Regions from separate parts of the Homo sapiens genome. Here region 2 is linked to region 1. A link is a loop called in an ENCODE intact Hi-C map of the cell type or tissue named here. Cell type or tissue: heart right ventricle. All regions are shown on one strand. Links, peaks and the distances in the headings refer to the core of each region. The heading gives the core; the rest is flanking DNA.

Region 1 (16,019 bases), core at 1,274-9,273:
AGAGATTAAGGAACCAAGATAACCAACAGTTAGTAGCAAAGGCTGGATTTGAATCTAGGCATTTTAATCCCAGACTGTAAACTACAGAGTGTATTTCCATTTCCTTAAAGAAGCTCTCTTCAACAGTTAGTGTCTTTCTCCTCTCCCGCTTTGCTGGATCCAAATTATCTACCAACTTTTAAAAATGCTAAGATCTATTTTTCTCTCCTCCACTTTACGACCAAAATTGTTTAGTATAATCTTTGTTCTATGCTCACCATCTCCATTTCTCATGTACCTTTTAAATTACTCCAGTGTGGTTATCCTGCTTTGCCAGCTGAAGCTTTTCACACCAAAATCATCCATAATTTCTGGGTCACTAAATCTAATAGACACTTTTCTCTCTCTCTGTTACCTGCATTCCCTGCAGCCTTAAACACAGTTGATCACTTCTCCTTGACACAGTTTGTCTTGGCTTCTTTGAAACTTACCTTGCCTGGTTTCTCTCCTACTTCTAGCTGCTGCTTCTCAGTCTCATTTGTCAGCCTCTCTCTCTCTCTTCTCATCTCTTTTTAGAGACAGGGTCTCAGTCTGTCACCCACACTGGAGTGCAGTGGTGTGATTATAGCTCTCTGTGACCTAGAACTCCTGGCCTCAAGGGGTCCTCCCACCTTGGCCTCCAGAATAGCTAGGACTGCAGACGTGCACCATCATGTCTGGCTAATTTTTTTTATTTTGTATTTTTATAGAGATGGGGTCTTGCCCTGTTGCCAAGGCTGGTCTCAAACTTTTGGCCTCAAGTAATCCTCCCATTTTGGCCTCCCAAAGTGCTGGGATTACTGGCATGAGCCACTGCACCTGGCTTCCTGCTTGCATCCTTTGAGTGTTAGTGTTCCCGTGTTTCTCCACCCTCATCTTTAATTCTATACCTTTTTTATTCCCATTTCTTCAGTGACCCTCCAAAATATATGCAATCTTCAAACATATATCTGGGGAGGCAATAAAGCCTAATGTTTAGAACCATGGTTTCAAGATTCAGATTACCTGGGTTCTAATCCCAGCTCTACCAGTTATCAATTTATCATCTCAGGCAAGTAGTATAATTTGTTTGCTTTTATTTTATCCCCTATAAAATGGAAATAATAGTACCTATCTTTTAGGGTTATTGAAAGATGAAATGAGTTAATACATGTAAAATACTTAAAACATTACCTGACGTATAATAAGTGCTCAGTAAATGTACACTATCATCATCATTGTCATTATCATCATCATCATCATCATCATTATCATTCTTAGGCTTTAGACCTTGGTATTGAACTACTGGTTAGATATCTCTACTTAGGCATCTTATAGGACCCTGAAGTTCAACATTTTTAAACAGAACTCCTCATGTACTCCTCTTCCACCTATTCCTGAACTGCTATTTGTGTTTTCTGTGTTAGCAAATGGGACTTCTGCCTACCCAAGTGCCTAAGCCAGAAACCAGAGAGGCATTCTGGAGCACTTTCTGTACCTCATCTCCTAGCACATTGCATCAGTTCTGTGTGTTTACAATTGCTCAAATTTATGTCTGTGTCTTTATTCCCACTGCCTCTACATTAGTTCATCCCACTATCAGCTTTTACTTGAAATGACACAGCAGCCTCCTAATTAATTTTCATGTTGTCCTGCCTCCAATATTGCACTGCTCCAAGAACCTTCAGGCATGCCTTGTGAACGATTTTCTGATAATGTTATTATAAGAAGCCTGCAATATTTACTATAATGGTCCTTTTCAAAAAAGTTTGCTATTTCCTGCATACGTTACCTTCTTCTGTAAGTAAAATGGGGATAGCAACAATATCATACCTGCCTCATAGGACTATTGTATAGTATGTTGATAAACATGGACTAATTTGTGATTGCCAATTTAGATAGATAAACAGTAATTTTTAAATTCAAGCCATTACCTAGTTTATGTCAGTATTGTTTGGTATCAAGAATTTTTTATCCTTTTTTTGGGAACCAACAAATTTTGCAGACTAGCTTTTAGAGAGGGATTGCATGTTGTCAAGTGAAATGAGCAAAGATGGCACCACATCTACAAGTGATTCACTTTGATGGACTTCGAGAAAGAAATTCATGCCAAGCATCAACTGAAAATATATGAGTCCCAAATATTGGCACAAATTTTCTTTTCAGTCTCATTTGAAAAATTCACAGTGTGAGATTTGGAGATATTAACCATTTTCAGAAGACTGGAACACCAATTATTCTACCAAATAATGCAGCGGTTTTGACTACAACCCACAGTAAGAAGCATGTAGTACAGCACTAACACACTACACGCATGGGAACTTATATACATGTAATGGAAACAAAAGCTTCATGAAACAAAACTCATTCTTCTTATAGTCTCTAGTCAGTGTTATCCTCGTTTCTTCTTTTTAATGTTATTAATAATCAACTAAACTGATGATTGCAAAATTCAGATTGCGCTTTGAAAACACTAGTTATTTTAAGACTTTGAAATATAGTTTTTATCTACTATAAATTTTCCAAATTGTGTTTATGTTTCTAACTATGGCAACTAGCTTAAATTATTTTTTCTCTTCTATTAATCAGGTGTCAACATGGTTTTTTACCACCTTTTCTGTCTCAGGACTGAAGGACAAAATCCACCATGTGGACAGCCTCCACCAGCTGTTTTCTGCCATATCACCAGAACAGATTGACTTTCCTCCTTTTGTCCTTGAATATGATGCCAGGGTAAGAAGTACCAGAAGTTCTCCCTCACCTGGTATGGTATATTAACTGTTCTATAGAGCAGCACTTACGAGCACAACATCCTGTCATTACCAGATATTAATGTAAATTAGTGAGTCTTAATAAACTTGGTAATATCATTTAACATACTTTCCCTATGATAACTTTAGGAAAAGGATTTGTCCCAAGAGAGGCATTTTCTCCAGATAAACGTTTCAGTGGGAGATCTCTCTGCTGTGAGTTCAGAACCAATTTTCGTTTGTATTGTAAGTTTTCTACCATATTTAAAACAGATACCTCTGCCTAATTTTCTTAAGATTGAATGGCTTTCCATCTACACAGAGCCAGAAGAATTTATTGGTGATCACTTTTAGAATTAATTGCAAATCATGTGGCCTATCTCAGTAGTCTTTACCCTGCTAAAAGTTTCATTTATCTAAAAGGTTGTATAATGTTTTTAAGAGCATCATCTGATAATATTATTGTTGTTATTTATAGATGCGTTTATGGATCTGTTACATAAGCACTAGTCACAGGACTACTCGTGAATTTCATCAATTTATTCTATTGTGTTTATTCATGATATCACCTTAGTAATTTTTGAAAAAAAAAAAGTAACACACTTGGCCAAAAGCTCATCAAGCTGATTGTTTAACTGTTGCTGATTGCTTATCTTTATATTGTATGAACCAGGGGATAGATTTGAAAGTTATATTAAGTTTGAAATGAATTATTCTTCCCTAATTATTGTGCAGTGTTTATACAGCAAAATAAAAATTCTGCAACACAATTTCTCTCTAACATTTCTCTAACTTTAGCTATAATTTTTTTCCCCTTATGTGCAGAGTAAAGTGTATAATGTGATCTAATGGCTAATAAAATTTCATATTTGGCTGTTATACAGAGAGGATTTGTAACTGGAGCAGCTGGATCATAGATACAAAAATTGTTGAATATAGGAAAGAGAAAAGAGTACATTAGTTTGTATTTACTGCAGATTGCTGGAGTAGAAAATGATCTTAGTGTTTTTCCTTTGAACTCTACATCACTCATCTTAATGCTTAAAAAAATGGATAGCAGAAAATGTGAAAGGCACTAAGCAACATTTTTACACTCAAAATTTTGAAGACAATTCATAGCTAGTATCTGGATTTATCATTTATTTTCTGGGATAGAAATATATAAGTTGGGTGTTTGATTAGGAAACCTAAAGGACTGTATTTTAAGCCAAAGCATTTTCTATATACTTAAGGGCCTATAAAGCAGGCTTTCATTAAATATTAAGTATAGCTCCACCACACTCAAGCTTGGTTTTGTTTTTTGTTTTGTTTGGTTGTGTATTTTGGCTGTTTTATTTTTGTATAAATACAAGCATAATGTAATTAATCAAAATTAAGTAGACTAACTTATAATCTAACACTTGGCTCATTGGATCATCTCTTTGTACCTATGCTAGAGCTTTCTAAAATTGAGATGTTAGATCAAAGAGAGGCATAAAAATGGGGAAGAAACAAAAGAGGGTTTCTTAGTCCATTTCTTTGTTGCTGTAAGGGAATACCTGAGGCTAAGTATAAAGAATAGATTTATTTGGTTCATGGTTCTGCAGGCTGTATGAGAAGCAGGGCACCAGCATCTGCTTCTGGTGAGGGACTCAGGCTGCTTCCACTCACGGCAGAAGGGGAAGGGAAACCAGTATGTGCAGGGATCTCATGGTGGGAAGGGAAGCAAGAGAGAGGGAAGGGAGGTGCCAGGCTCTTTTTAACAACCAGCTTTCACAGGAACTAATAGAGCAAGGACTTACTTATTACCACAAGGACAGCACCAAGCCATTTATGAGAGATCTGCCCCACCCCATGACTCAAACACCTCACATTAGACCCCACCTCCAACACTGGGGATCAGGTTTTAACATGAGGTTTAGAGGGTCAAATATCCAAAATGTAGCATTTTGCCCCTAGCCACCCAAACCTCATGTTCTTCCCTCATGCAAAATACAATCATTCCATCCCAGCAGTCCCCAAAAGTTTTACCTTGTTCCAGCACCAACTCAGAAATCCAAAGTCTCATCTGGAGACTCAAGGCAAGTTCCTCACAGCTGTAAATCTGTAAACTCAAAATCAAATTATTTGCTTCCAAGATATAATGGTTGTACAGGCACTGGGTAAACATTCCCATTCCAAAAGGGAGGAATAAGAGGAACAGGCCAAAAGAAAGGGGTAACTGGCCCCTTATAAGTCCAAAACCTATCAGGGCAGACACTAAATCTTAAATCTCCAAAATAATCTCCTTTGGCTTTATGTTCTGCATACTGGGCACACTGGTACAAGGGGTGGGCTCCCAAGGCCTTGGGCACCCCCACCCCCATGGCTTTGCTGGTTGCCACCCACATGGCTTGCTCTCACAGGTTGAAGCTGAATGCTAGAGGTTTTTCCAGGCTGAAATTCTGGGTCTGGACGGGAGCAACCCAACCCCACAGCTCCACTAGGCAGTGCCCCAGTGAGGACTGCCTGGAGGTGCTCCACCACTGGAGCAGACTTCTATCTGGGAACCCAGGCTTTCTGATGTATCCTCTGAAATCTAGTTCCAAGCTGCCAAGCCTCCACCACTCTTGCATGCTGCATGCCTGCAGACTTAACACCACATGGAAGCCACCAAAGCTTATAGCTTGCACCCTCCAGAGCTGTTGCCTGAGCAGTACCTGGGACCCTTTGAGCCATCGCTGGAACCAGAGGGGCTGGGATGCAGAGAGCAGCATCCTGAAGTGTTAAAGCCTTGTCGCTCCCAAACCATTCTGTCTTCCTAGTCCTCTGGGTCTGTGATGCGAGGAGCTACCTCAAAGATTTATCCTTGCTAATCTCTCTAGCAAGTGGTTGCTCCACAGCACCCCTAGATTCCTCTCTTGAAAATGTTCTTTCCTTCTCTACCACATGCCTAGGCTGAGTTTCTAAAATTTTATGTTCTGTGTCCTTTTTAATTATAAATTCCAACTTTTTGTCATTTCTTTGCTCTCATATCTGGTTATAAGCTGTTAAAAGCAGCCACACCACTTCTTGAATGCTTTACTGCTTAGAAATTTCCTCCAGCAGATACCGTAGGGTACCAGTATTGTTTGGCCTTCCATAAAACCCTAGGGGATGGACACAGTGCAGCTAAGTTCTTTGCTAGGGTGTAACAAGGATGACCTTTGCTCTAATTCCTAAGTTCCCCACTTCCATCTGAGACCTTATCAGCATGGCCTTTACTGTCTGTATTTCTATCAGCATTTTGGTCACAACCACTTAACCAATCTCTAAGAAGTTTCAAACTTTCCCTAAGTCTTTCTGTTGTCTTCTGATCCTTGCAGACTCTTCTAGCCTCTGCCCATTACCCAGTTCCAAAGCTGCTTCCACATTTTCAGGTCTCTTTATAGCAACACCCCACCCCTCAGTACCAATTTTCTGCCTTCATCCATTTTTATGTGGCCATAAAGGAATACCTGAGGCTGGGTAATTTATGAAGAAAAGAGGTTTATTTGGCTCACATTTCTGCAGGCTGTACAAGAAGCATCACACCAGCATCTACTTCAGGTGAGGGACTCAGGCTGCTTCTACTCATGGTCGAAGGGTAAGGGGAGCTGGTGGGTGTAGAGATCACATGGCAAAAGAGAAAGCAAGAGAGAGAAGGAAGGGGCATGCCAGGCCCTTTTTAACAACAAGCTTTCATAGGAACAAATAGAGTGAGAACTTATTACCACAAGGACAGCACCAAGACATTTATGAGGGATCTGCCCCATGACCCAAACACCTCCGACTAGGCCCTACTTCCAGCATGGGGATCAAATTTCAACATGAAGTTTGGAAGGTCAGATATTCAAACTATAGCAGAAGATATCAGGAGATGATGTGGAAGGGTCAGGCAGAGAGCACATCGCTGGATACAGTAACTTTACATATTAGTGCTGCAGGTCTTTGGCTTTGTAGTCAGTGAAGAGTGTTCTGCAAGGGAGAATTGCCATTACATTGCTGTTTAGACAATGACTGTAGAAACAGCACAGAGAATGACTAGAGAGGGAAGGGTAAGTCCATGGGGGAAAAGATGAGGTCTATTAGTAAAGGCTGGCAGAGAAACGAGACTATATTGTTAGGGCAGTGGTAGTGATAATGGCAGGGATTTGAAGATTTTAGAGATATTTAGAAATAGACATTTTAGGAAATAAAATTCACAGCATTTGGTGACTGAGTAGCCACTAAGGATGAAGCAGAAAATAAGTTTCTGCTTTGGGAGACTTGGTGGATATGTTGCTACCACCACAGAGAAGCAATTTGGAGGAAAAGGATTGACAGATTAGGGGGAAAGGACAGGTACTGTGTTCAGTTTGTGACACAGTAGGTTTGAGATGCCCCATCAGTCATTGAAATGGAGATACCAGTAGGTAGCTGCATGTTACCTTGTAAGGAAACATTTTCCTTTGTTAGGAAGAATTAAAACTATGATCAGAGAAAAGAAATGAGTATAGAGTTGGTTAATTTCATTATCATGTTCAAATTGTGCCTTGCATATAGAAGGTTCTTTATTTGGTTAAGGAGTGAAGTGGTTAGTATCTGTTTAAAAAAAAAAAGAAACCCAAGTTTCAGTGGGCTTCTATTTTTCTGGGATTTATGTGACTTGGAATAGCAACATCAATTTTATAGGATTAAAAGGGACCTTTGAAGGTAATCAGAAGCTATTTTTTAACCTATCTAGGTAACAATGATACTGAGACCATTTCAGAAAGAGAGTTATTGGCATTCTTAAAAACACAGAGCAGAGAATATACAGTTTTTCCTGGCAACAATTCTTAAAATTTCTATGATTGTTTCCAGAAATAGAAAAAATATTTGATTGCTCAGCAGTCTCTTGCCCAGTGTGAAATTAATAATGGAAATTCTATTTCATGGCATTAAGTATTGAACTTGCTCTTCTTAGTTTGTCATAATTTAATGTAGGTGTGAAAAACTTAGAAAAAATTGGTAATAGAATAGAGAACTCCTAAAGACAGATAGTGAACTTTTCAGATGAAACTCAGAATAGATTCATCTCTTCAGGGCATGTTTCTGTAAGTATAGCTTCCATGCATATTGAAGATAAAGGATTTGGTCAGTGAAACATTTTTATAGGTATTTCTTTTTTATATAAAATTATTTTATTTAGTTTTTTAAGTTCTGAGGTACATGTGTAGGATGTGCAGGTTTGTTACACAGGTAAACATGTGCCATGGTGGTTTGCTGTACCTATCGACCCATCACCTAGGTATTAAGCCCAGCATGCATTAGCTTATTCCCCTAATGCTCTCCCCCCACCCTCCCCCAACAGGCCCCAGTAAGTGTTCCCCTCCCTGTGTCCATGTGTTCTCATTGTTCAGCTCCTACTTGTAAGTGAGAACATGCGGTGTTTGGGTTTCTGTTCCTGCATTAGTTTGCTGAGAATAATGGCTTCCAGCTTCATCCGTGTCTCTGCAAAGGACATGATCTCATTCCTTTTTATGGCTACATAGTATTCCATGGCATATATGTACCATATTTTCTTTATCTAGTCTATCATTGATGGGCATTTGGGTTGATTCCATGTCTTTGCTATTGGGAATAGTGCTGCAGTAAACATACATGTGCATGTATCTTTATAATAGAATGGTTTATATTCCTTTGAGTATATACCCAGTAATGGGATTGCTGGGTCAAATGGTATTTGTGGTTCTAAATCTTTGAGGAATCACCACACTGTCTTCCACAGTGGTTGAACTAATTTACATTCCCACCAACAGTGTGAAAGTGTTCCTATTTCTCCGTACCGTCACCAGCATTTGTTGTTTCTTGACTTTTTAGTAATCGCCATTCTGACTGGCATACGATGGTATCTCATTGTGGTTTTGATTTGCATTTCTCTAATGATCAGTGATGTTGAGCTGTTTTTTTAATATGTTTGTTGGCCATATATATGTCTTTTTTTGAGAAGTGTCTGTTCATATCCTTTGCCTGCTTTTTAATGGGATTGTTTTTTTCTTGTAAATTTGCTTAAGTTCCTTGTGGATTCTGGATATTAGTCCTTTGTGAGATAGATAGATTGCAAAAATTTTCTCCCATTCTGTAGGTTGTCTGTTCAACTCTGATGATAATTTCGTTTGCTGTGCAGAAGCTCTTTAGTTAGATCCAATTTTTCAATTTTAAAAAAAGGTTTTATTAAGGTTTTTCAAGTTTTTAGAAATGTAGCCTATCCTAGGATTTGTTTCTACCTATTTTTTTTATTTTGTTTGATACATGGTTAGGTTTATAATTGGAATGTAAGTTTTCCTAGATGTCTTGTTTTCCTGGTTATGGCCCAAGATCAATTCTTGCTCCAAAGCATTTGTGCTGAAGAATGGCAGAGTACCTGATTTATTTAGTCTCAAACAATTTCACTGCCTGCTATGTTCAAGACCCGGTAGGTTTAATGCTCTGTAGTAGCTATAATGTAAATGTACCATGAAGAAATGCTATTTTCTTCTACTTATTCTTCATTTCAAACTATTGTCTTATACTAGTGCTAAGCATTATCTGTTTGTGATTTGCTGAAAAACAAATTCTTTGTCAAAGAAATACTTTCCTTAAAAATGAGAAAGCAATCTTAAGTCTCATAAATCTAATCCAGGATCCTTCTATCATAAACTTAACTGTCTTGATTTTTACTGAGATTAGCCAAAATCAGAGCCAAAAAATTCCCCCTTGCACTAATTTGTTACCCTTACATTGACATTAAAGGTTTGGCATTTAATTCTCCATCTTGATCTTGAACTAAATTTCCTGAGAACTGTAATTGTTACAAGCCTTGCCACTCAGGCATGTCATGAAGACTCACTTCTGCCAAAATAGTTATAGCTATTAAATTCCTCTGTGATAACTTTTTTGTTTTCCTAACTCTAAATTAAGATTTGGCACACAGTAAGACAACACAATCTAACAAAAAAGAATCTGGATGTTAGATTTAAATAGATTTGAATTTAAATTCAGGCTGTGCTGGTTACCAACTAGGTAACTTTAGGCAAATTATGCAATCTGTGTGATCCTCAGTTTCCTCTTCTGTAAAGTGAGGATGTTACCTACTTCATGGCATTATGTGAAGATTTAAAGGGATGACTTTAAAAGCGCCTATAAATTGTCTGGCACATAAAATATTCAATAAGTGGTATTATTCTTAAAAAATATTATGATCCTATTGCCTTTGTCTGTCTTATACTCTGAGTGATACTAGTTGAACTACCTAATGGCTGAGGGCCTGCTTAGTGCCAGACATGTGCTAGACATTTTATATCACTACCTCAATGACTGTAAATCCCTTTTTTTCACATTTCCAGTTAAATTGGTTCTGTTACTTAAATGTTCTTCTCCTTTTTTCTTTCCACAGGAAAACGGGCCTTACTATACATCATATCCCCCATCACCAGATTTGTGACCTGCCATCTTTCAGTGCTTCTTGGTTCCCAGGATGCCACTTCCTCCACGAATAGCTACCTGTTGAAGTGATATTCATTGTTGCTGTACAGATCCAGAGAGCCTTTTGTCCCCACCTCTCTGGTATTTTTTTATTGACTGTATATTTTCTGGCACATAAGCAATCTAAAAATGGTAGGCCATTCTGAACTGCACACATTTTAAATTTGTATATTTATATGAAATGGAAATGTTCATTTTTAGATTGTTAATAGAAATTGGGGAGCAACTTTTGAGTATCTTTAGTTTCCTGAAGGACACCGAATTCTCCATTAGATAAACCACCAAGACTGTTCACATCATCTCTCTAACATTGCACGCTTCCTTTGTGTACTTAAGTGATTCTCGAAATATACAGAACCAATGTATGCTAACCAGATGCATTGTTTGCTTCAGATCCATGGTGTTAATACCATGTATATTTTATAAAGATAATTTGGCTGTGTTAAAAGAGAATTACCTGAGTCCAAGAATGTGGAAATGTATCTGACAAAAAACATCAAAATCATTAGCAAAACATAGGACTTAGAATGTTAATGTACAAGTTAAGACTAAAGTTTAAGGACTAAGGTTCCTTGGATTATATGACTTGTTAAGATTGCCACAGTTCCGATCTCAACAGTGTGGGGTGAAACAAGAAGACTGTATCTTCAGCCTTTTTCCTATAATCATGGATGATTTGGTCTTATTCAAAAGGACCGCACATATTAGTACTCTTAAGAGCATCTTCCAAGACTCCAGCAGTGAGCATTTAGAGAGTGTGTTGTCTTCCAGAGTCATGAATGATTTTGTTTAGCTATCAGGTCTACTACCTCTAAGGACATTTCATAGCAGCATCTCTTGAGTTGCCTGCATCAGTGTGGAGGAAGTGTGTCACAGTGAACAAATCCAGGGAGCTGATAATTGGCAAAAGACCACTTTTACCACTCAGGCTCTATTTGTGCCTTAGCTTGGTTATGAGTAAAAATTAGAATTATGCTGCCTACCTCACAGAGGTATCATGAAGATAGCATTTAGAAAGGGCTTTGTTGTGGTGGGGTATCTTCAGTTAGTTTTTAAATGGGAATAAATATATATGAGGGAATGCTACACAGCACTCCTCTTGTCCTTGATACCATTTGAGTGATTTTTCTTTTTGTGTGGCAATACCTGTTAGTGTAAAATTCCAACCCTGATGACCTCCTTCCTCTTTTGTCCAGAATCTCTTCTGGCCTGCTCATCCCCTGATGCTATACTTCAATAAGAGGCATCTGTTGGCCATTTTAAACATTTCTTCTTGAATTAAGGTCAAACCATTATTATTCCCATCTGGGTAGCTTTGTACTTTTTTTGATTCCTACAGCCACCTCCCCACAGCCCCATCTTCCTCACCCCATCACGTACATTGGCAGTTCAGAGAAAAAAAAAAGCAGAACCTTTCTGTTCTATCATGTGCTCCAGATCAGTGCTTCCAAGGGTCCCATTCTTTTCTGCCCAAACTAATTCTTCATTGGAGATCAAAGAAACATATTCTCTTCATTTATGATAGGGAAATGCCCCTATAGTGCATTAAATTCATCCTGTATTTTCCCATATAAACAAGAAGAGACTTTACATTTTTTAGATAAAGGTTCTTATCTTTTGCATGTATTGAACACATTTTCTTTGTGTCAGACCTCAAAATTACTTGATCCTTATATATACATCTATGTTAAGATTTTCTCTTATGTCCCCTAGGTCATCACATCCAGGCAGCCAGTCAGATGTCGGATGTTAAGCTTTCTCTCAAACAGTACTTTTTTTTTAACCCCTTGGGCACTGTACCTTAAAAGTCTGCAACTTTAACTTCATCTTCTACAGTCAATCGTGAGATCATATTTGAGGTATCTTCTTCACAAGGAGCAGCTATGAAAGTCTGCCAACTTTTCTTTGTTAAAGGGGAACTTGGCTACCTCAAGAACCTGGCCCAAACCATTTTCTGTAGAGATAATAGAGGCCGTAAGCTACTTTGCCAATTTGAAAGGAAGCAAATTTATATATACAATTTCTTACAGGCAATGATTTTGAAAGGATGTTCCTTTGCTATATTCATACCAGTATATTAATGTTTAGTAACACAAGCAGGATTCTACATATGCTGAGATTTTAGTACAATTGATGTCCTAGGGTATAAAGGTGATACAGAACTATATACATATCAACTGTGTTTTATAATTCAATGATGACTAAAGAAAGATAAGGACCACTCTTCTCACTGAAACTAAATTTGATGTGGGACCAAGTTCATGCTTTTATAGATGTCTAAAGTGTTATAGAATGAAGTTGCTTCAAAGTACCAAATCCTAGAGGAGAAATATAATGACCTTGATATTGAAATGATTAAGCAACATTTGGTATACCAATCTGCCTTTGTGAAAAGGTTTAGCCTGAATAATACATGCCATTTTCAAGGACATATTAGAGGATAAAGGGGATACTGGATGGAGATGACCACCAGCATCTGATGTTAATTCAAAGCACCACCAAGTCTTTAATTTAATTAAACTTTGGTCATGCCAAATGCTAATTGAATTGTTGAAGACACAAGTTATAAAATATTAATTTATTAATCATGCAAGGCATAATATGATTTTTAAAACAAGTACACTTCTTGCTTCCACGTGTATTTGGGTTCTTAATTCATCTATATCCAAGTTTCTTGATAGTGAAAATTACCTCTTAAAAAAGGTTCAGCCTTTATTAGACTCGTGAGGGCAAATGGTACATATTTTAAAGACGTTTTCTCCTTTAATGTATATTATGTTTCATTGGCGGATGCTTTATATTTCCTTTTTCTTTTTCTTTTTTTTTTGGAGACAGTCTTACTCTGTCACCCAAGCTGGAGTGCAATGGTGTGATCTCGGCTCACTGCAGCCTCGGCCTCCCAGGTTTAAGTGGTTCTCCTGCCTCAGCCTCCCTAGTAGCTGGGACTACAGGTGCCTGCCACCATGCCTGGCTAATTTTTTTTTTTTTTTTTTTTTTTTTCAGTAGAGACAGGGTTTCACCATGTTGGCCAGACTGGTCTCAAACTCCTGACCTCAAGTGATCTTCCTGCCTCGGCCTCCCAAAGTGTTGGGCTTACCAGTATGAGCCACCGTGCCCATCCTGTATTTCCTTTTTCAAAGGAATACATCTGCAGTATTTTGAGAGTAATTAGCAGAGGGTTTTTTGAGTATTTTTGGTAGGAAAAATAGATGTAGTTTTTTAATCAAATTTCTGAAATTGAAAATATCACTTCTTTTTAAAGAGGGATAAGTATAGTCACTCTAGTAGAAAAACATGGCTTGCCTATTTCCTCTTCTTTTCTGTTTGCTTGGATATTGTTTAATGAATTCAAACTGTAGGTTTAGTCTTGTCTTTATAACAGTTAATGGAGAAGTGATAAAATTAAGTATTCAGCATAAACTAAAGATCACTCTTTGTATTTCCCCGATACATTGACAGTATGTATGTATATAGAGTTTAAATTGCTTAATATATGCACAGAAATGATTAGAATTTGAAGTACTATATAGAGGAGAGTTACATGGTTCTAGTGGCAGTGGATTGATTGTATTAAGGACCAAAAGAACTGCAGGATAATATAAAAACACCTTGAAAACTGGAGTTAGTTAGGTTTCTTTTTCTTTTTCTTTTTTTTTTTTAAAGGGCCTTACTGTACTTTTTTTTTTTTTTTGGTCACCCAGGCTGGAGTGCAATGGCACGATCTCGGCTCACTGTAATCTCTGTCTCCTGGGTTCAAGAGATTCTCCTGTCTCAGCCTCCCCAGTAAGTGAGATTATAGACATGCACCACCATGCCCGGCTAATTTTTGTATTTTTAGTAGAGACGGGGTTTCACCATGTTGGCCAGGCTGCTCTCGAATTCCTGACCTCAGGTGATCTGCCCACCTTGGCTTCTCAAAGTGCCAGATTACAGGCATAAGCCACTGTGCCTGGCCAGGTTTCTGATTATAGTTTTCTTAAGTTGTAATCATCATAATTAACGTGCGCTAGAGTGTTTTAACTGTGCTGGCACTAATGCTTCTTGGCATATAATTAACTCTTGTTTTGCAAAAAGACCATGAAGAATGAAAGGAGGGCTTTACCTTACCTTAGTCATTTTGGGTGAATACCGTAAACTGGGTGGCGTAACAAAACACATTTATTTCTCACAGTTGGAGGCTGAGAAACCCCAAGATCAAAGTGCCATCCAGCGCAATTCCTGATGAGGGCCCTCTTCTGGCTTCTTGCTGTATTCTCACTTGGCAGAGAGAGAGAGACATCGTTACTTTCCTGTCTCTTCTTATAAGGGCACTAATCTCATTCATGAGGGCTCCACCCTCATGACATGATTACCACCCAGAGGCCCCACCTCCAAATGCCATCACTTTGTATGTTAGGGCTTCAACATATGAATTTGCAGACGAGGAGGAGAACATAAGCATTCAGTTCATAACATACCTATAATCTAGGTCATATCATAAACCCAGAGATGATAAGGATTGCCTGGTAGGCCTAACCATATATACATATACATGCATGCACACACACATATATGCATAATCTGCCTTGTTTTACATTCTTTGAGTCGGACTTCTGTGGTCCATATGTAGAGAACATAGAGCAATAAATAACCTAGTTCAATCTTTGAGTCTTACTGAACTAGTCCTTAAACAGATGGTATCAAGATCATTTTAGATATTAGTGACTCTCTTGTATATTAGTTATTTTTTACACTTTTAAGAACAGCATCTTTGAATCTTTTCAAGTACAGTATGCCTTAAATGTATAGGACCACTGAGTTCAGGAAGAAAAGCATAGGTATTCTGTAGGTGAATTACACTAACAAAATCACAACTGCAGAATGTGATCTGATACTTTTGTTGGACAGTAAAGCTAATACATTTTATATACACAGTCATACCTTTTTTTTTTGTAATGTGTTTCGTTAACGTAAGCACACAGTCATCACAGACTGAGACAGGACTTTGTTAGACCAGATCTTGTGAGCTAAATATTTAAGAGCTTAACATATATAAATGATTTTAATTGGTATTGGGCGAAGGAAACCTAAAAATGCTTAAATTGACAGATCTTACAATTTGCTTACTGAAAATTCAGAAAGCTTTTATGAAAACTTTGTATTTTAAAATATTTTTTGCTCATTCTGAATTAGAAGTTAGATCCCTTTTAAAGAGGGTCTCACTCTATACAAATATAGCCTATGAAGAATCAATAGTGAAATAATAGTGTTTATATTGAACCCCAGGATGGGACATTATTTTTTGACCATTTACATGAGGTCTTTCTCTAATTACCAAAGTTAACCTTAAGAGTAGTTAAAAACTCAGTGAATTTTAGTCAACATTCTCTGTGGAGACCTGGACTAGTGTTTCCCAAACTTTCATGTGCATGTATCAAATCAGCTGAGGATATTATTAAATGGAGATTCAGATTCAATAGTTCTGGGGTGGCCTCTGGGATTATCAGTTTCTAACAAGCTCTTAGGTGTTATCAATTCTCCTGGTCCCCAGACCATAGTTAGAGTAAAAGAGTATAGACTGCATTTAGCTTCCAGATTTTCTCTTTCAAGGAAAGGAGACAGAACTGTCATTGTAATTCTTCCTGTGGTCCAGGCACTCTAACGTTCATCGTCTCTTCTAATGCTCTTACAAATCCTGTGAGGTTGGTGATAATAGAAGTTACCTCCTGAAGACGACATTCACAAGCAGGACCGACCGTGTAGACCAGTTTTCTCAAACTGAATAATGTACTTCACTTTTTAATAAGGAAAAAAATCTCTTAGCTCCTC
Region 2 (16,019 bases), core at 2,841-10,840, 350 kb after region 1:
CTTTTAGAAAAAAAATTAGGTCTAAACTCTTAGTGACTTTGGATTAGGAAAGAAAGCACAATCCATAGAAGACAACATTGATAAACTGCGCTTCATTAAAATTAAAATTTTTTGCATGTCAAAAACATGAATAAAAAATTGAAAAGACAAACCACAATCTTAGAGAAAATAGATATAGAATATATAAAGAACTCTTACAACTCAATAAGACAATTCAATTTTTAAAATGGGCAAAATATTGGAATAAACATTTTACCAAAGGCATGAACAGCTACTATCACAGACAGTCAACACCATTAGTCATTTGAGCAACATAAATTAAAGCCACAATGAGATACAACTTCACACCCATTAAAATGGCTATAATAAAAAAGACAGATAATAAAAAGACAATAACAAGTATTAGTGGAGATGTGGAGAAACTGGTACCCTTGCCATCATACATTGCTAGTGAGAATGTAAAAGCAGTACTATGGAAGACAGTGTGGTAATTTCTTGAGAAGTTATACATAACTTTACCATATGACTCAGAAATTCCACTCTTAGGTATATACTTGAGAAATGAAGACATATATCCACCCAAAGACTTGTATGCAAATATTCTTAACAGCATCATTCATAATAACCAAAAACTGGAAACAATTCAAATGTCTATCAATTAGTGAATGGATAAATATGGTATATCCATACAATGAAATTCATTTAGCAGTAAAAAGGAATAACTCTTGACAGTTGCTATAGCATTGACAAACCTTAAATGCAAAACATTATGCTAGGTTAAAGAAGCCAGATGCAAAAGACCACATACTGTATGATTTCATAATATAAAATGTCCAGTTAAAAGGCAGATCTACAGAGACAGAAAGTAGACCAGTGGTTACCAGTGGCTGGGATGGAAATGGAGATTGACTGCAAATCAATACATGGGATCTTTGTGTATTGTGGGATGGTTGTACAGTTTTATAAACTTACTAAAAAATCATTAAATCATACACTTAAGAGTGGGAATATTTTATGTAAATCATACCTCAGTAAAAGTTTCTTTTAAAAGTTAAGGAAATTGCAAGAAATTGTTATGTCCTTATGATATAAAGATAACTGCTATTAACTTTTTGTATATATTTTTGCTGTGTATCCAACAAAAAGTGACTTCTGCTATAGTTTTTAAAGTGCTTGGTTCACATGCATTATTGATGTATTTGCATATTAAACTTTTTTTTATAACCACAACAAAAATACACGTCTTATTTCATAGAACCATGAAGGATAACACTGGAAGACTTGCCTTCATTTTACCCTCCCTTTTGGGTTTCACTTTCCTTGTGCCTAAAATGAGAAGGTATAATTAGATGTTTCATTGGCTCTTCACTGCCCTGTTTTAATTGCCCTTATTATTTTTTTTCTGTTCCTTTAGAAATGATTACTGCAATCTGCTAACAAAAATACGTAAAAACAACTAAAGCTTTAAGCTAAATTTGGGCTAGGTGCCTGGATTTTTCTCATTTAATTATCCTAGAAATCCTGTATTATCCTTCTTTTAGAGGCAAGAAAATTGAGATTTAGTAGGGTTAAGAAATTTGTCTTAGAAAGTAGATTCAAGGTTACCAGGTAATATGGTTTGCTGTGTCCCCACCTGAATCTCATCTTGAACTGTAGCTCCCATAATCCCCACATGCTGTGGGAGGGACTTGGTGGGAGGTAATTGAATCATGGGGGTGGGCTTTTTCCCCTGCTGTTCTTGTGATAGTGAATAAGTCTCATGAAATCTGATGGTTTTATAAAGGGCAGTTCCCCTACACAAGCTCTCTTGCCTGCTGCCATGTAAGACATGCCTTTGCTCCTTCGCCTTCTACCATGTGAGGCCTTCCCATCCATGTGGAACTGTGAGTCCATTAAACTTCTTTTTCTTTATAAATTACCCATTCTCGAGTATGTCTTTATTAGCAGTGTGAGAACCGACTAATACACCAGAAGTTGGGGGAGGAAAGGGAGCACTGGGGAGTTATTGCTTAATGGTTACAGAGTTTCTGTTTGGAATGGTGAAAAATCTAGAAATAGGTAGTGGCAATATGTTGCACAACATTGCTGATGTAATTATTAATGACATCAGATTGTACATTTAAATGGTTAAAATAGCAAATTTTATGTTAGATATATTTTACAATAAAAATAAAAGAAACTTGTTAGGTCAACCAAGAAGTAAGGGTGCAGGCTCACTCACTATCTGAACCATTCTGAGCATTATTTGCATAATGACAGTTCCTTTGCAATCCAATGAAATAAAGATGGATATTTCAGTTATCTGGCAAACAAAGAGAAGCCCAGATTTTATCAAATTATAGTCACTTAGAGCTCCTTATTTTTTTAATTTTTTCTGGTCCTGTTTTAGTTGTTCCAGAAAATATGTCTGCAATTAATTTTGATACATCCACAATGTAATTTCTTAAGTCTAAAATTTTGATCAAGTTGAAATCCACTGTGCCAGGAAGAATTAAGAAATCAAGGATGTAAACTAGCTGTTATTTCAGAAGGTTTTTACCACTACCTTATTTGATGCTCCCCGGGTAAGGGGTTTTAAATATCCTTTACTTTTACAGTATTGACAGACTAAACCACTATCTATAGTCCAGCTGATACTATTGCTGAAGGCTTTTGGGCCTATATTTGCCCAAAAATCACTTAAGAAGGGTCAGGTCAGATTTTAGTGTGACAGAATGAGGTCCAGTGACTGAGGCAGTCTTTAAGCTTAATGATCTCAGAGGCTGAACTGGACTAGGTCTTAGAGATAACATCACAGTAATACTATAAGGTTGTCACATAAGTCTATGGTTTGTTTTCTCAAAATCAGTTGGAATAAAATACGACTCTCTAAGCAAGCTCTTCATCTTTCTATAACATCAAGAATGTAAAGATTAGCTGATCCAAAAGAAATACTCTCTGAATGAGAGACTGAAGACCACCAGTTACTGTAAAAGCCAACGTTGCTCTTCTGTACATAGGAAGAAACTGAACTGTCATCAGCGGGTAAAAATGAAGGCTAAACAAAGAATTTTCACTTAAAGAACATCTTTATTTGAACTTTAATATACAATATTACCTTTAATTTATAAAAATCACATACTGGAGGACATGACTGGAAACCAGTTTAGGAGCAGCCAGTGGGTACCAATTTAGGAGATTATACTTACCCCACTTATTAGTTTAAGAAAAAATTCTATCAATGAATTTGAGACCAGTGATATTGAAGGATGGCATTTCAACTTCCAAATCCAGTAATTAAAATTGAAGATACTTTAATTCAGCAAAAACTTCTAAATTTTCTTTAAAAATATTTTTTCCCAATGAAGAACTGAGCTTATCTTTATTATGTTTTCTGGTATACATCTTACAGAATTTTGTAGAAATAAAACAGCCACAAGACATTTGCAATTATTTAAAATCCTCTGCATATTAATATGTATGTGTATAGGTGTGTGTGTTTGATCCCCACACTTACATTCACACCGAGCTGAAGCAACCTGACAGCATGTTGGACCTGGAAAGGCAGTTCATTTATAATGTGGAAGAGAGACAGTAAGTCTCTGCTCCCTCTATCATCCTGAATACAGGCTTCCCCTCCTCTAAAATTTCCCCAAATAGTGAAATATTTGATAAAATTCTTAAAGAAAAATCTATTATCTGTTAGCATGATTGGAGCACTGCAATGTATATGCTAGTAATATGGTGTGTAATTTCACAAGCAATTTTATGAGTTCTGCAATTGCTAGGCTCAAACCAAGTTTGAAATGGATTAGCTGTTAAATAGTGGAAGTTTAAGGATGAGGTATGCTTTAGTTGAAAATGATGCATATAGACATTCTGAAATAATGCTACTTACTTGTAAAGGATTGAGAGTTATGCAAGAGAAAGGGATTCTCCTTTTGGATATATCTTTTCTCTGCACTCCTCAGACTCAGGCTATTCTAGAGGTAACAGGGGCAGTACCGTTCTGCAGTCTAAAAAAGGAATAGTGGCTGCCAAATAGCAGATGAGTCACATAACCCATTTTCTGTTGCTTAGAATTCTTCAAAAGTTTGCTTTCTGCAGCACAAAGATCAGACATTCTATCATATTCTTGCTGTAGAGCTCTAAGAGTACCCAAGTGGGTGAATTTCTGCAGCTCTAGCAATCCAGAATCCTGGTTCAAGGGTCAATGAGCAGGAGAACTTGGAGAGTATATTATTTTGACAATACACAGACCTTCTTTTTACATAGAGAATCTGAAATTATGGCATTAAATGACAAGGCAAAGAAAATGGCTGATAGCATACCCATCTTCCCTTACCCTATTCTGTCTCTTTCATTATAGTCAATCGTCCTGAAACCTGAACAGACTCCAGGAAGAGTGTATCTGCTTTCAAGACAACAAAATATTATAGCTTTAGGTTATACAGATACACACAACCATATATACGCACATCTTTTTGATTTAAAAATGAATTATGTAAATCAAAACAGAAAAGACGCAGATCAAAGGTTAGAGGGTCTAACACAAAATAAACTTGGGATCAGGGTCACTAACTATGACCCATGGACCAAATCCAGCCCTCCATCTGCTTTTGTAAATAAAGTTTTCCTGGAACATAGCTACGCCCATTCTTTACATAGTATCTCTATCTGTTTTCGATACTTCAACAGCAGAAATGAGTAATAAGAGAGACTGTATAGCTCTCATAGCCTAAAATATTATCTGGAAGCTGGCTGAACAGTTATAGATCAAAAAGAGCATGTCCATCCTGATCTGAATGAGCTAAAGTAACAGAAAATCATCTTTATCAGTGTTCTTGAGCCAGGATAAATGGATTAAAATATCTCCATATCATATATAGTTACTCAAATATTCTGCTTATTTGTGCAGCCGAAACCAGTTTTCAACTGTGTTTGTTAACAAAGAGTATTAAAAATTATCTGTGTATAATTGTATTTATATACATATATAGATCTTGATCTCTCATATATCTCATATATCTCTCATATATATATATATATATATATATATATAGAGAGAGAGAGAGAGAGAGAGAGAGAGAGAGAGAGAGAGGAAAAGATAGGACCTAGCCAATTTGAGTATAAGGAAACCTAAAGAAAAATAACTCAAAATACTATTACTAGGAACTGTTATTTGGAACTTTGAATATTTTAGTATATTTTTCTTTATATTTAACAGCATGGGACTATTAATAGGGCCCATACCAGAGCAGACACAATTTACAACTGCAAGTTTTACCCATGAATTATGTGACAAAATCTTTTTGAATATAAAATAACCAGCATTTCTATAAAACACTGCTTTTTAATTATGCAATTAAAGTGATATAGCAAAATAAGAACGTTTTTATTTCTAAAGTAAATATTTTAGTCAAAGTTGCATCAGAAATCAAGTATTTCTTTGACATTTTCAAGAGGTTTTAGTTATTAACTACAATTATAGTTGTATTATACAGTAACACATTGTTTTAAAATATATTATAAACCTTTTCTTTTTCCTCTTTAATTTATATGAAATATAAAATTAAGAATTTTGTAACACGATTCATATTGGAAACATTTAAAATGTTGTGAGCTACTCTCATACAGAAAATGCTGTGGAATCACATAAAACATTCTAATGATTGAAAGTGCCAGGCACAATGCTTGGCACATGTTAGATACTTCATAAATGTTCGTTCACACATTCTCTCATTTACTCATGCACTCATTCAAAAAACTCCAGGCTTAAGGAGAAACTGCATTATAAATGAGAATGGCAAACACAATCTTTTATCAACAAATTTGGAGTTTTGACAAAGACTTTGGCAATGGAGAGTGGAGAAGATGAGAGGATGATGATTAATATTTCAAACTGCTTGGTTAAAATCTAGCAAGTATAGCCCTGAGTTGCTCTATATGACATCATAGAGGATCAGGGTCAATACTCCATAAAAAGAATGCATTTCCCTTCGATACCCAGGTTTTATTTTACATATAAACACCTGCTTAAAGTCAGGAATACGCTGATGTTAGAGAGATACAAAATGTGCAACCCACAAGAAAGTAAGAACCACCTGACTGGGGACTTATTTTTCTGAGTTGAGACTTCTTTTTGGTTAGGGCCCCATTCCCTTGGTTTTAACAACTTAATACTGGTTGAATAATAATAATAATAATAATCTGGTTTAACATAAAAAGTGTGATTCTAAAATGAAGAGAAATAAATGTAGAAGGAAGAACAGTGTTCAAAATTCCTATTTTTTTCGATTATGCACCAACTGATGTATCTATTCTGCACATTTGTGCCAAAGGCACAAGGTAAGGTGTCAGCTCTTTGAAGAGGCACCTGAAAAGGACCATTTCTGGGCTTTTTGCAGAAGATCTTATAAATGCAATGAATATTTAACCTGAGTATTAAGGTCTACAAAATGCAAAGAGCTGTAAAAGACAGAAGAAAGTAAAGAATATTCTTGGAAGCTAAGCATTATATGGGATAAGAATTGATCTTGAAGGAAATAATTTAAAAATCTATAACAAAAATAAAACATGACACTGGCAAGTCATTTGTAGCTGACTTTAATTGCCTTTGGTATTCAGGAGAATAAAAAAATGGAAGTACTTTTATAAGCTCTAGTCTTTCCATCACATAGAAGGTAAGGAGTGGTGAAGAAGACCCTTCCATTGTCCCTGTCAAATTCTTTGTTTGTACCAGAACTGGCTCTGCTTGTATACTTCCCTGCCTTCTCTTAAGCTTCAGTCATCTGGGTAATACAAATAGAGCACTTGGAAGTAGGGGTTCTGTCTCCTCATCCCTTGAGAAGTTCCTGCAGAACCAAGAAGGTCCCTTTACTCTGCATTCTTCTAAATAAGGTAAAAGAGAATTCAGAGAGTTCATTGCCATCTGCACTGCTGCTCTGCATCTTTGCCAACTCAAGTTTTTCACTTTTTCTCAGTGATTCATAAGTGGGCTTGTGCTACTTTTACGAGGAAGGCTAACATTTTTTAGAACCAAATACTTTCCCTTTTCCCTTCTACAGTTACAGTAATATATATACCTTTCTCATTTAGAAATTTAAATGTTCAAGTAGTAAAAGATATTACAATGTCAAAACATGTGCTATAATTTAACTCTCTTAAGGACTATTGTAACTGGCCCTGCATCCTTATTTTCTACTGAAATTTTTTTGCAGTGAAAAATTTTATACTGAAAAAATTTGCAGTGGTTATCATTTACGGATCAGTAGAACTGTCAAAATTAACGATTCGTGGTATAAGATGATCAACCTTAGAAAATACTATATTAGTTAATTAAGTCTTTCCCCAACTTAAAACCTAAGTTTAAAAGAAAAGCTTATCAAACAAGAAAATAAGCCTTCAGAATTCCAAGGTGGGCTTCTTGTACAAACTTTGTTTCAGGAAATCTTCAAATTCAGAGTAAATGTTATACTAATTATACTGTTTCTAAGTTTTATTAATGTCAATGGAAGATGCCTATATTAAATGAAAAGAGCAAAAGTATCTTGCACTGTCACATAAATTTAAGGACAGAAAATTTATAAGCACTAGATATTTATCTTACAGTTCCTGATAAAATTTAAGTTCTTTTTGTCAAAATATAAAGAACTAGTAGTTTATTTAAAAAGAAATATCAATGCAAAACCTACTGATAGTAAGATAAAGTTCCTTAGATGTATCCCAATTTTAGTGTAATATGATTAATTACAACACTCTTTTATCACTGAAAATTATTTTGAAACTATTCTGATTCTTTGGAATTCTATAAATATTCTTGGAGAAAATTAAAAAAACATAAAATATCTGTGAACAACTCACTCATCTGATGAGATTATAAATAAAAGATCCCCTGTCCCTATTCCAGATAGAATATTTTAGAAAGTTTCACTGTTTGTTCTGCTTTAGTAAGTTATAAAAGTAATTTATTTAGCTTATCAAGGCAAATTTAGAGCTGCCTTATAGTGATTTTTGCCAAGCCACATAAATAAAGTTGTAAGTTGAGTGACTCTACTAACTTTATTATGAAATTAAAGTGAATAAAATTTACTTGGTAGATGTGTTGGTCTGGAAAAATAATGTAGCAACAAAACCAAGGATTGCTCTTAGGTTTCAAGGCAACAAACTGCGGCATTTTCCCCACTTTCTGTCATGCTACCAACACTAGACTGAACTACATGCACAAAATCCCAAACCCAGGCTCATAAGTGGTGATTATGATAAATAGCAGTTTCGATGATTCCATAAGAAGAAAAAGACTTGAGTATTCTTTGTGAGATCATGCCCCCAGAGAAAATTAAACTTAACCAAGAAATTTCAATGAAATAGACTGGGATTTGAAATGGTTGCCAGTCTGGTCATCCAATGGGGAACTTGAAAATTCAGATAGGGATAGGTACTCCTGTTTCTTTTTTGAGTCTTCTTGTTACTGATATAATTATACTATTCTTTTGTTCTTGTTTATTTTAGTTCATTCCATTATTAAAATGGAGAAAAAGTGATAAGCAATATGTAAATATTTGATTTGAATGCTGCTCCACTGTAGGAGGAAACAAATACATAATTGGTTCCAAAGGCCATCTTGAACTCCTGCAAGGTGCTCTATATTCTTGACTTGCTTTCAGGAAGTCTAGCCTCCAGACTTCAGGACTCTAAAAACAATACAGTAGTAACAGGTATCATTTCTCATGTGACCACCTCATTAACGATCAAAGCACATCCAGGTCTCTGTCCTACACATATCAGAACATGTTTTGGTCAGGTATAAAATGGAATAATTTCAAAGTTGATGTATCTACAAGTTGAACAGTCTTAGGGGGAATAGTTTCACCCTGTCATGTTGACATAGAGGTCCAGGTTTTCAAAAGCCGCCCCTTCAAACTAATTTCTGTAGTGGTCCATGTAAACAAAACACAGGTGAGAATGGTCCTTCTGGAACTGCTTTCATCGAACAGCAGGATTACCTGAAAGTGTGGTGTTGGCTAAATGTAACACAGGCAGAGGGTGAGCCTCTGTATTAAACACCCAGTGGTCTAAAGGTAAAAGGTCATCACCGGAGAACAGCAGATACAAATATCTGAAAATAAAAAGGGGAGAAATGAGCTTCAGTTAGAATTCAACAAGAACATGAAGTGAGCTCACTTTTAATGGCACAGAAAACCAATAACGTATTTTGAGCAGCTTTGATGAAAAACATCAAAGAAATAAACCTCAGACACCCAAATGATCTAAACACAAAGACAAGAGGTTTCAGAATAGTGTATAAGAAATCCAGTAAGATGAACAACTAGACCTACTGAAATAAAACAGTTTAAAAAAAAATCCGGCCAGGTGTGGTGAAGAGAGCAGACACCTTTGTCTTGTTCCTAATCTTAAGAGCAACACATTCAGTTTTTCAATATGATGTTAGCTGTAGGTTTTTCATATATGCCCTTATCAGGGTAAGAAGTTTCCTTCTATTCCCAGTTTGCTGAGAGTTTTTATCAGAAATGGGTGTTGGATTTTGCCAAATAATTTTTCTGTCTACTGAGGTGGTCTATTTTAGTTCATTGATTTTCAAACATTAAATCAACCCTCCACACCTGGGATAAACCCATTTAGTCATAACATATTATCTATGTAATTTGTTGTTAGAGTTGATTTGTCAAAATCTTGTTTAGTTCTATCTATGTTCAGGAGGAATATTGGTTCTGATGAGGACTCTGCTGTCATTCATTTTTTTCCATAAGTTACTGGGGTACAGGTGGTATTTGGTTACATGAGTAAGTTCTTTAGCAGTGATTTGAGAGATTTTGGTGCACCCATAACCTAAGCAGTACATACTGCCTCATATTTGTAGTGTTTTATCCCTCGCCACCCTCCCACTCTTCCCCCAAACTCCCCAAAGTCCACTGTATCATTCTCACACCTTTGTGTCCTCATAGCTTAGCTCCCACATATCAGTGAGAACATACGATGCTTGGTTTTTCCATTCCTGATTTACTTCACCTAGAATAATAGTTTCCAATCTCATCCAGGTCACTGCAAATGCTGTTAATTGGTTCCTTTTTATAGCTGAGTAGTAGTCCATCGTATAAATATACCACAGTTTCTTTATCCACTCATTGATTAATGGGCATTTGGGTTGGTTCCACGCATTTGGGTTGCAATGGTGAACTGTGCTGCTATAAACATGCATGTGCACGAATCGTTTTTGTATAATGACTTATTTTCCTGTGGGTAGATACCCACTAGTGGGATTGCTGGATCAAATGGTAGTTCTACTTTTAGTGATTTAAGGAATCTCCACACTGTTTTCCATAGTGGTTGTGTAAGTTTACGTTCCCACTAGCAGTGCAGAAGTGTTCCCTGATCACTGCATCCACGCCCACATATAGTGTTTTTTGATTTTTTGATTATGGCCATTCTTGCAGGTGTAAGGTGGTGTCGCAATGTGGTTTTGATTTACATTTCCCTGATCATTAGTGATGTTGAGCATTTTCTCATGTTTGTGGACCACTTTTACATCTTCTTCTCCCACTCTGTGGGTTGTCTGTTCACTCTGCTGACTCTTCCTTTTGCCATGCAAAAGCTCTTTGGTTTAATTAAGTCCCAGCTATTTATCTTTGTTTTTGTTGCATTTGCTTTTGGGTTCTTGGTCATGAAATCCTTGCCTAAGCCAATGTCTAGAAGGGTTTTTCCAATGTTATCTTCTAGAATTTTTATAGTTTCAGGTCTGAAAGTCCTTAATCCATCTTATGTTGATTTTCGTGTAAGATGAAAGATGAGGATCCAGTTTCATTCTTCTACATGTGGCTAGCCAATTATCACAGCACCGTTTGTTGAAAAGGGTGTCTTTACCCCACTTTGTTTGTTTGCTTTGTCGAAGATCAGTTGGCTGTAACTATTTGGCTTTATTTCTGGGTTCTCTGTTCTGTTCCATTGGTCTGTGTGCCTATTTTTATACAAGTATCATGCTGTTTTGGTGACTATGGCCTGAGGTATAGTCTGAAATCAGGAAGTGTGATGCCTCCAGATTTGTTCTTTTTGCTTAGTCTTGCCTTGGCTATGTAGGCTCTTTTTTTGTTCCATATGAATTTTAGGATGTTTTTTCTAGTTCGGTGAAGAATGATGGTGGTATTTTGACAGGAAATGCATTGAATTTGTAGATTGCTTTTGGCAGTATGGTCATTTTCACAATATTCATTCTACCCATTCATGAGCATGGGATGTTTCCATCTGTTTGTGTCATCTATGACTTCTCTCAGCATGTTTTGTAGTCTTCCTTGTAAAGGTCTTTTGCCTCCTTGGTTAGGTATATTCCTAAGTGTTTTATTTTTATTTTTTGCAGTTATTGTAAAAGCGGCTGAGTTCTTGATTTGATTCTCCACTTGGTTGCTGTTGTTGTATAGAAGAGCTATTGATTTGTGTACATTAATTTTGTATCTGGAAACTTTGCTGAATTATTTTATCAGTTCTAGGAGCTCTCTAGAGGAGTCTTGAGGGTTTTCAAGGTAAATGATCATATCATCAGCAAACACTGACAGTTTGACTTCCTCTTTACTAATTTGGATGCCCTTTCTTTCTTTTGCCTGATTGCTCTGGCTAGGACTTCCAGTGCTAGTTGAAGAGGAGTGGTGAGAGTGGGCATCCTTGTCTTGTTCCAGTTCTCAGAGGGAATGCTTTCAACTGTTCCCCATTCACTATTATGTTTGCTGTGGGTTTGTCACAGTTGGTTTTATTACATTGAGGTATGTCCCTTGTATGCCGATTTTGCTGAGAGTTTTAATCATAAAACGGATGCTGGATTTTGCCAAATGCTTTTTCTGAATCTATTGAGATGATCATGTGATTTTTAGTTCTGTTTATGTGGGATATCACATTTATTGACTTGCATATGTTAAACCATCCCTGCATCCCTTGTATGAAACCCACTTGATTATGATGGATTATCTTTTTGATATGTTGTTGGATTCGGTTAGCTAGTATTTTGTAAAGGATTTTGGCATCTGGTTCATCAAGAATATCAGTCTGTAGTTTTCTTTTTTGGGTATGTCCTTTCCTGGTTTTGGTATTAGGGCGATGCTGGCTTCATAGAATGAATTAGGGAGGGTTACTTCTTTCTCTGTCTTGCGGAATAGTGTCAAAAGGATTGGTACCAATTCTTCTTAGAATGTCTGATAGAATTCTGCTGTGAATCCGTCTGTTCCTGGGCTTTTTTTTGTTGGTAATTGTTAAATTACCATTTCAATTTCGCTGCTTCTCTATTGGTCTGTTCAGGGTATCTATTTCTCCCTGATTTAAGCTAGGAGGGCTGTATTTTTCCATGAATTTATCCATCTCTTCTAGGTTTTCTAGTTTATGTGTGTAAAGGTGTTCACAGTAGCCTTGAATGATCTTTTGTATTTCAGTGGTGTCAGCTGTAATATCTCCTGTTTTGTTTCTTAATGAGGTTAATTGAATTTTCTTTCTTTTCTTGGTTAATCTTGCTAATGGTCTATCAATTTTATCTTTTCAAAGAACCAGCTTTTTGTTTCATTCATCTTTTGTATTTTTTTTGTTTCAATTTCATTTAGTTCTGCTCTGATCTTGGTTATTTCCTTTCTTCTGCTAGGTTTGAGTATGGTTTGTTCTTGTTTCTCTAGTTCTTTGAGGTGTGATCTTAGAATGTCAGTTAGTGCTCTTTCGGTCTTTCTGACGTAGGCATTTAGGGCTGTGAACTTTCCTCTTAGCACTGCCTTTGCTGTATCCCAGAGGTTTTGATAGGTTGTGTCACTACTGCTGTTCAATTCAAAGAATTTTTAAATTTTCATCTTGATTTCGTTTTTGACTCAATGCTCATTCAGGAACAGGTTATTTAATTTCTATGTATTTGCATGGTTTTGAAGGCTCCTTTTGGAGTTGCTTTCCAGTTTTATTCCACTGTGGTCTGAGAGAGGGCTTGACAGAATTTCAATATTCTTAAATTTATTAAGGCTTGTTTTATGGCTTATCATATGGTCTATCTTGGAGAAAGTTCCATGCACTCTTGAATAGAATGTGTATTCTGCGGTTATTGGATGGAATGTTCTGCATATATCTGTTAAGTCCATTTGTTCCAGGGTATAGTTTAAATCCATTGTTTCTTTGTTGACTTTCTGTCTTGTTGACCTGTCTAGTGCTGTCAGTGGAGTACTGAAGTCCTCCATTATTGTTGTGTTGCTGTCTATCTGATTTCTTAGGTCTATCAGTAATTGTTTTATAAATTTGGGAGCTCCAGTGTTAGGTGCATATATGTTTAGGACTGTGATATTTTCCTGTTGGACAAGACCTTTTATCATTATATAATGTCCCTCTGTCTCTTTTAATTGCTGTTGTTTTAAAGTTTAAAGCAACTATCATTCTTTTTAAAAACTTTTTCTTCTTTACTGTTTTTTTAAATCAATTTCACTTTCTTTCGCTAATATTTTTACAAAATGGTTTCACCTCATAAAAGATGTGGGCCATCCATAACATTTCATCATAAAAGAAAACATACACCATTTAAAATATACTACATCCCTTTCTGTTACCATGTTTTTATTAGTAAATATGTACTTATAAAAGGGATTTGAACAGTGATTTTCCAAGAATAATGTGAAAAGTAAAAATAGTTTTATCTTTTCTCCAGTATTCATTGCCAAAGTATATGCGCTGCTAAATAACAAGTTTTCTTTTATTCTTAGATAGTTCATGTTGGTACTTTTTGAGTTCTTTTAAATTATGCATTTTCACTGGGTAATCAGACGAGCTTCTTTATAATAGGTTTTTGTCTTTGTTTTATAGTAAACTCTTGCTTTTTCAGAATTTGGATCAATCTTCAGTGGCAAATATTTTTATTTTTATGAAATTCATGAACTGTCATGATATAAAGATCCTCTGTAAAATTACTTTAAGTCTTTCCATTTCCTATATCAGATGGTTTAAAATTCCATGGTTGATTCTTGCTGCCATTTTTATATTTGTTCCTGTTTACCTAATTTTTCTTTCTCCTCTGTTGCTTTAAAGATTTTTTTCTTTACCCCTGGTTTTGAGCAATCTGATTATAAGGTGTCTTGGTAAAGTTTTCTTCATTCATGTTTCTTGTGCTTGGAGTTTGTTTAGCTTCTTGGACCTGTGGGTAAATAGTTTACATCAAGTTTGGAAAGTTTTTTGCCATTATTTCTTCAAAAAAAGGGTTTTTTTGGGGGTCCACCTTCTTGTGTTCTCTTCTTTGGAGATTCTAAGTTCATGTATTTTAAGCCACTGTAAGTTGTCTCATAGCTCATCACTGACAACTTTCTATTTTTATAAGATTCTTATTTTTTGCTCTTGTTTCATTTTGGATAGTTTCATTGCTAAGTCTTCAAGTTCACTAATTTTTACTTCTGCAATGTCTAACATGCTAATAATCTCATCTGGTATATTTTTCAACTGAAACATTACAGTTTTTGTTTAGAGAAATTTGATTTGGGTTTTTATATCTTCTAGGTCTCAACTTTTTGAATAGAGGGAACATAGTTATCATAAATATTTTAACTGTCATTGTCTACTAATTCTAACATCTTTATCAGTTCTAAGTTGGTTTTATTTTCATAATTATTGATCACATTGTACTGCCTCTTGGCATGCATGGTAATCTTTGACTAAGATGCTAGACATTACAGATTTTACTTTGTTGGGTGGTAGTTATTTTTATATTCCTTTATATAAACCTTGAGTTTTGTTCAGGGATGTAGTTAGATCACTTAGAAACAGTCTGATCCTTTCAGGTCTTGCTTTCATTATTTGCTACATAGGTCCAAAGCAGCAGGTTATTCCCCACTATTGAGGCAGGACCTTCCTGAGTACTCACTCTACCCAGTGCCACTTGAATATGAATTTTTACAGTCTGGTTGCTGGTAACAGGCACTGTTCCTGCAACCCTATGTGGCCCTGTGTGAGTGCCAGAAACTGCTGCCTTTAATCCTCTAGGATGATTCTTTCCCTCACCTCAGGTAGGTTCTTCACATGCATGTGATGATCAGCACTCTGCTGAACACTCCAGTGCATTCCCTTGGTTATTTCTCTCTGCAGCTCTCTTCTCTCTGGTACTGTCCTGTGAATTCTAGCTACCTTAGTTTCCCCACACTCACAGCTTCATCTCCTCAGGGAGCACGCTGGGCTTTGTCTCAAGTCCCCTCCCTGTATCATGTCCTGGAAACTCTATCAAGACAGCTGGGGCAATTACAGGGCTTACTTCATTTGTTTCCTGTTTCTCAGAGATTACTGTCCTTCATTGCCTCCTGTCTGGTGTTTCAAAACCATTATTTCACATATATTTTGTCATTTATTTCAGGCAGAAGGGTAAATCTGGTTCCATCTTTAGAGTAAGCAGAAGTTCCACTCATCCATTGTGAGAGACTGTGTCAAACAATTTGCTGAATGCCATGTAATTATGTTCATGGAATCCCCTACTCTCAAGTCTATTATTAATCCAATCCAAAAAGAACATTAGATGGTCCAGCAAGAACTTGTTCTTAGAAATCCTTTCTGATTCTTCATGATGACTAGTTCCTTTCTGTCTTCATACCATGACTTCCTAGAATTTTGTGAAAATGGACATTAAATACATCTATATTTTCTTCAATCCAACTGCATTTGTAGTAGCAATTTAAAATAATCAGTTACTTTTCTTCCTTTGGGGTTCTAGTTTCATCTTAGCCATATTTGTTTACCTGGAATATAATCTGTTATTTTAAATTACTGCAAGAATCCAAATAAATTATATATCAAGATACTATTTCAAATGTGATTTTGCAATTAATATTAATATTTTAGGAATAATGGAGGGAAGCAGTGGGATAGGAAAAAGATAATTTTAAAGAAGGGAAAAGTTGGATTGAAGGGGTTAGAGGAGAGGAGGTTGGAGTTAAAGTATGAGTGCTTTGCATTTTATCTTATAATTCCCTTTTTAGCATGCCATTGCTTTCCTTATATTTTTTTTATTGTGGTAATAAACACATGACATAAAGTTTACCATC

What was found. Hi-C counts contacts between places; a loop is a spot of excess contacts. Peaks named below come from ENCODE experiments on the same cell type or tissue, not always from the same donor. Only the 100,000 strongest peaks of a DNase experiment are listed, where the experiment ranks them.
Region 2: a loop joins it to region 1, with 4 times the contacts of the local background. A loop is called at or near these places in 4 of 110 quality-filtered maps.

Annotation. Positions count from the first base shown.
Region 1 is chr1:117,864,720-117,880,738 of GRCh38, reverse strand. It overlaps GDAP2 (ganglioside induced differentiation associated protein 2), which reads left to right. Exons shown (of 14, transcript NM_017686.4): 13 at 2,587-2,730; 14 at 10,123-16,019. The coding sequence ends at 10,170. Among named protein-coding and RNA genes, the nearest start is that of GDAP2, 57 kb to the left of the region's middle. In heart right ventricle, for the core only: no CTCF peak of the experiment used is centred there; no DNase peak of the experiment used is centred there.
Region 2 is chr1:117,515,903-117,531,921 of GRCh38, reverse strand. It overlaps MAN1A2 (mannosidase alpha class 1A member 2), which reads right to left. Exons shown (of 13, transcript NM_006699.5): 13 at 3,050-9,097. The coding sequence ends at 8,965. Among named protein-coding and RNA genes, the nearest start is that of TENT5C-DT, 82 kb to the left of the region's middle. In heart right ventricle, for the core only: no CTCF peak of the experiment used is centred there; no DNase peak of the experiment used is centred there.